Linked DNA regions of Homo sapiens: region 1 is linked to region 2. A link is a loop called in an ENCODE intact Hi-C map of the cell type or tissue named here. Cell type or tissue: OCI-LY7. All regions are shown on one strand. Each heading gives the region's core, and the rest is flanking DNA. Links, peaks and the distances in the headings are about the cores only.

Region 1 (2,911 bases), core at 281-2,780, 170 kb after region 2:
AAGAGGCCTGAAGCAGCTGGGATGAGGGCATAAAGCTGAGTCCATGATTTGAGAGCTCATTAGAGGTAAACCTGGCAGGATTTAGTACCTAGTAGGGGTGAGGTGGGAAAGAAGCTGGTAGGTAAATGGCGATGCTGTTAACAGAAGAGGCACAGAGCAGGGGAGCAGGGGCCGGGAGGCTGGTGGGTCCTGTTTGCTAACGCTGAGTTCAGCAAACATGTCGTTGGAGTGGGAGCTCCATGAGGACAGGGATCTGTACTTTGTTCCTGGATGTATCCCAAGCCTGGTACAGTCTAGGCATCCAAGAAATAATTTGTTGTTGAATGCTGGAAATTCGGGTGAAGATGACTGATAGATTATCTATAATTATTTATACAAGTCTAGCACTCAGGGACAGGGAGGATGATCATCAAACCATGGTAAATGCATCAGGTAGCTCAGGGGAAGTATAAAGGATGAGAAGATCAATGTGAAGGCAGGGGTGGCAGGGAACCCTGGTGAATGTCAGCCTTGAAGCCTGGTCAGAGGAGATGCCCATTATCCAGGGATACAAGAGGTTCAAACCTTGCATGCACTTGGTGCTGGATGACTGACCTCCATAGCTGAATTTACCAAATGCAGCTTCTCCTCTGCTACTGGAGAAGGTGATGTTCTCCAGGTACACCTAGGAGCAAAAGGTCTTGCTGAGAATTAATATACAGAAGTTGCAGGTGTCTTTGGCCGTTATTGGTGTCAGCTTTTCCTCTTTGGCAACTATCTGGAAATTTTAATATATACTTGCTAGGTGACAGCTTAGTAGTCATGGTTTTTCTTGCTGCGCTTTGTGATTTTAGTAGGTTTTAAAAGGGGTTGGTTGTGTTCTCCTTCCAAATATCCCGCATGGAATGAGAGAGGTCAATAATCCTAAATTGCCTGGCTCAGACCCTGGAGAATTCAGAATCTTCTCATGGTCCCACATTTTATTTCCATTTTGTCTGGGAAAACGAGGGCAGTGAGCTGACTGAGTGGGTATTACCAGCTTCATGAGACCAACCCCTTCATAGAGGAGTATTTCCTGGCCTTTTAAGACCACTTGGTCTTTAGTAAATTTAAGTGTCTCTTTAAAAATATGTATGGATTTGTTTCCTCTTCAACAAGAACCAGGTCTTTTTAGTTGGGAAAATAATTCAATATGTACCTCCCATATGCCAGGCACCTTTTCTTTGTAGCTCATGGAGCTACAAAAAAAAACTAAGACCGATGGTCTCTGCCCTTAGGAAGTGTGTAGTCTAGTGGAAAAGAAAGACACAAAAAAGATGATTTCATTACTCTGTGACCTTTCCCAAGTGATCTCTATCTTTGTTAGCTCAACTAGCTTCAAAGACTTCAATCCTCAAAACATCCATTTTCCATCAACAACCAGTCTGCATTCTGTAAGTATCTTTAGTGTGTTTGAATCCAGTCAGCCTAATGATGGACTGACCTTCCAATCTGAGAAAGGCTTTTGTTGCTTCTCCAAGTAACCAGCTCCCTCTGTAGGTTTGCAGGGAGGAAAAAAGAATCACTAGCCAGATAGGAATTAAATGCAAACAAACCCTGAACTGTAAATAATTGGGTCACATATGAGCTCATGATGTCTTCATATTAGTATCTGTCACAGCAAGTTGGACAGTTTCTTATGAAAATTGGAGTCTCGGCTGGGCGCAGTGGCTCATGCCTGTAATCCCAGCACTTTGGGAGGACAAGGTGGGTGGATCATGAGGTCAGGAGTTCGAGACCAGCCTGACCAACATGGAGAAACCCCGTCTCTGCTAAAAATACAAAATTAGCTGGGCATGGTGGCGCATGCCTGTAACCCCAGCTACTCGGGAGGCTGAGACAGGAGAATCACTTGAACCTGGGAGGCAGAGGTTGCGGTGAGCCAAGATCACGCCATTGCACTCCAGCCTAGGCAAAAAGAGTGAAACTCCATCTCAAAAAAAAAAAAAAAAAAAAAAAGAAAGAAAAAGAAAAGAAAAGAAAGGAAAAGAAAATTGGAGTCTCTGTAACCATTGTGAGAGCTGACGGTGGAGAAGACATCTTAACTCCAAGCACATTGCTGTCCTGTGGAAGTCCTAAATTCAGATTTCCTTCTTCTTTGGAATTTAGTCTTATTGCCATTATTTTATGCCTCTCCTAACTAATAGTTGGGGAAAAGAAAGTAGATTTGAGGGGAAGAAAAGAGAAGGTTTGGACTGGTATTTTGGAATTTAACTGTTAGCACTTGTCAAGATGGATATATGGTTTCAGCTGAGAGCTGGCACAGGTCTGTTCTTTAGATTGGTAAGCACTGATATTACATGTTCATGTGTTTGAAACCATTTCTTCATTGAAAAGTTTATAAACTCTATACTGTCTGTCCTCAAAGCCTATTTGCTTATAAAATGTAGATAATTGATCTCTCAGGGTTTGAGGTTCAACCAGGGAAGCAGAACCACCATGAGAGATACAGAGCAAGATATTTATTATAGGAATTAGATCTTACACAAGTGTGTAGGGCTGCTGTGGTCTGTGTGAGGCTATCACCTTGGATTCTGTGAGGCCCTGAAGTCACTGTAGGTCAGCAGAGTCTACAGTGGAAAAGCTGGATGTAAAATGGGGGAGATCAAGGACAAACTGGAACTGAGGTCTGTCTAACACTGCCTCCAACATCATGGACATGGGTGACTTGCAGAAGGAGTTGTGCATGCACCTGGCCCAAGAATTGGAGAAACTGAAGGAGATGCAGCAGGATCTGAAGAAGCATCAAGCCAGGCACTGCCCCTTGCCAACGTGGTGATCCAGCCGATTAGTGTCATCATGTGAAGCTGCAACACTACCTGGTGCCCAACAGCATACCAGTTAGGCTGTAGTTTCACTTATGCCTTCCAAAACTCATCAGATATCTCTTGTG
Region 2 (2,911 bases), core at 239-2,738:
ATAGCTCCATCATCTCATTGGATGTGTTGTAAGGGTTACAAGAAAACATCTCTTCCTAGATCAAGATCAACCCTAGTGAGAAGTGTATTACTTGGTCTTACAAAGAGAGGAAGTTATTCTTCAGGGCTTATCAGAGCAGGAATTTCAAAGATGTTGCCTTTTAAGATGTTTCCAAGTATATTTCCTTCCTTCCCCCAATAAACTAGTATGAGTATGGAGAGAAAGGAAGAGTCACACAACGTTTATTTGGTTCCATCTCCAGATACGTAAAAAGAACCTAAGGCGTTTTAAGATTCAAGAACTTCTGAAAATGTCCAGTCTATCTTGGGACAAAGTCAGAAGGAGATGGGGTGGGGAAGTGGCCTGGGTGGGGTGGGGTGGTGAACAACGATGGTTTCTGTGTAGCTTTAGGTCCAGGAAGTAAGTGTGTGGTCTTTCTTGCCTTATATAGTCTTACCTTTTCTGTTTGAGACTCAATTCTTAGAAGTCAGTTCTTAACCTCACAGATTAACTTTTAAAACCATTTGCTTAGACCACTACTAGAAGAGTTTTGCTCCATCATTGTGGGCAGGGAGCCGCCCGCCTGCTTGGAATCCCTGCCTTAGAGTTTGTACAGGAGTACCTTGCTCTCCATTCAGCTTCTAGTAAAACAACCACTTCTTAATTTCTCCCTCCTTTTTTTTTTTTGTGTGTGTGTGTGTGTGTGTCAGGGTCTCACTCTGACTCGATAGTATGATCATGGCTCACTACAGCCTTGGCCTGCCAGGCTCAAACATCCTCCCACTTCAGCCTCCCCAGTAGCTGGGACTATGGGCGCGTGTGCCACCACACCTGGCTAATTTTTGTATTTTTTGTAGACACAGAGTTTCGCCATGTTGCCCAGGCTGGTCTCAAACTCTTGGGCTCAAACAGTCCACCTGCCTCAGCCTCCCAAAGTGCTGGGATTACAGGCATGAGCCACTGTGCCTGGCACCTCATCTGTTGAATGCCCTATTTGTGAAGTGAATCTTGATTTTTGCTAGGCCTCTTGGATTTTTTACTGTTGATAACCTGAAACACAAATTGTCTGGATTTGTCTTTAAATGTGGCAAAAGTCAGGGGTGACAGATGATGACATTTTCTCTCCAGCTAAAGCTGGGTGCAGGAGCTTGCTAGGTGAAGCAGACACTACTTCAGCAGTCAGTCCTGTAGTGACCTCTCAATCTTGTAAGAGAAGGAAAATGTTTTTTCCTAACTCTTTTTTTTTCAGGAGAGTAAAAAGAAAAAGGGAGAGACCAGTGTAATTTTTAGTCTTTTTTTTTTTTTTTTCACTGTAAAAAAGGAACTGGGAGCTATCACTACAAACAAACAAACTTGGCATTTAGCACTTCTGCATTTGTAACTTTTGTAACAGTGTCCCTTCTGTTTTCCTCTTCACAGGGCACACATAATTTTTATTGCAGCCTTAGGGGGCACTAACCATCCTGGTTTGTGCAGATTGACTGGTGTCCCAGCATATGGGGCTAAAACCGGGAAAATTCCAGGCAAACTGGGAGGAACTGGTTACCCTGTGTAACATAGAACATCCTCAACTATGTCATTAATATAATAATGTAATTAGTTCCTTGTATGTGGACATTAGGAGTTTTATATTTTTTGGTAAAGTGAGATAATTTTAAGTTTGGGAAAGAAAATTTTGTTAAATACAGATCTAAGGCATTTGACTCAAAGATAGCCATGAAACCTTTTTGAAAATTGATTTGATATTGACTGTTTTAGGGTGTTCTTTATGTCATATAGTTAAAGGCACTGTAGTCATTTTAAGTGTGTGGTCGTATCTTCAGCCTGGATCTCTACCCGAAATTTATTTTCAGAGTTATGAAGCTAGGATGGTAAGTTCTGTTGCATGTTTAAAGTGTCCACTATTCTTACCTGCATTTGTTAATGATGGCAGAACACTACTTTCATCTCGGAGGCTGCCTGCAGACAAACTGTTTCAGCAGGTGGCCTTTTTGGAGCTTCCTGCCTGGAGGCCTTCTGGTTTGGTGTTCCCTTGCCAAGTCCTAGTTCACACTTGAGTCACCTACCTTCTTGCCAAAGGCAGTGGCTGGCAGCGGTGGCAGTGGCAAGAGACTAGAAATCCTGTGTAACTTTGGGAGCAGGATTTCTAGCCCATAGTGTGGGGCCTTGGGACGTGTTACATATTTTACTGGGCTGCCCTTGTTCTTCCATGGCTCCCTAGAGCACTGGTGTTAAAGCAAACAGTATGCTGTAGTCCTGTCTTCAGCATAGAAGAAGGGAAAAGAAAGGCTTTATTTAGAACCTTTTCTGGTTGTTTCAGGACCCAATCACATGGTTTTGAGAGTGCACTTGAGGCTGGTGTTTCATGGCAGAGACCTAATAATGTCACACATTTATTGTGCTCTTATTGTATACTGGGCCTTTGCAGTGAATCATGTCTTAATCCTCATAGCCACACTAGGAGGTAGGTGGTGGTGTGATTTCTATTTTATGGATGAGAAAACAGGAATAGAGAGGCTAATTGACCGGTTTAGGGTCATACGCCCAGTAAGTGATCTAGCACACTGTCCTACCCTGGCAGTCTGATTGCACAGGTGGGGCTCTGACCACAAGGCTATACTTTTCATAGTTGAAAGGGCAGTGCAGCCATGGGATTAATGGGTGTCTGATCTTGTTTACAGAGAAGCCATTGGATGAACAGCGTTCCCTGAACTCCTTCTGCCTCTTGGGCCAGACCCATTTCTGTACATAGTAAGGAGCTGCTCTGAGGCCTCTGCCCCTGCCTGGCTTATACCTGGCTTTTCCCATTAGCCTCTCCATTTCCTCACCCCGGTGAATGATGTGTTGGTAGTTCAGTGATTTTTTTCATATATATATATATATATATATATAAAACGAACTGCGGTCATTA

Evidence for each region. Hi-C counts contacts between places; a loop is a spot of excess contacts. Peaks named below come from ENCODE experiments on the same cell type or tissue, not always from the same donor. Only the 100,000 strongest peaks of a DNase experiment are listed, where the experiment ranks them.
Region 1: a loop joins it to region 2, with 2.7 times the contacts of the local background. A loop is called at or near these places in 10 of 110 quality-filtered maps.

The regions. Positions count from the first base shown.
Region 1 is chr2:197,133,014-197,135,924 of GRCh38, reverse strand. The region is part of intron 4 of ANKRD44 (ankyrin repeat domain 44); the gene reads left to right. Among named protein-coding and RNA genes, the nearest start is that of ANKRD44-AS1, 64 kb to the left of the region's middle. In OCI-LY7, for the core only: CTCF peaks have their summits at 1,287 and 1,486; no DNase peak of the experiment used is centred there; H3K27ac peaks cover 453 bases.
Region 2 is chr2:197,305,949-197,308,859 of GRCh38, reverse strand. The region is part of intron 1 of ANKRD44 (ankyrin repeat domain 44); the gene reads left to right. Among named protein-coding and RNA genes, the nearest start is that of ANKRD44, 3.4 kb to the left of the region's middle. RefSeq lists enhancers at 671-720, 1,301-1,380, 1,421-1,470. In OCI-LY7, for the core only: CTCF peaks have their summits at 1,298 and 1,499; DNase peaks (open chromatin) are centred at 399, 1,399, 1,989, 2,609 and 1 weaker place; H3K4me3 peaks cover 2,500 bases; H3K27ac peaks cover 2,500 bases.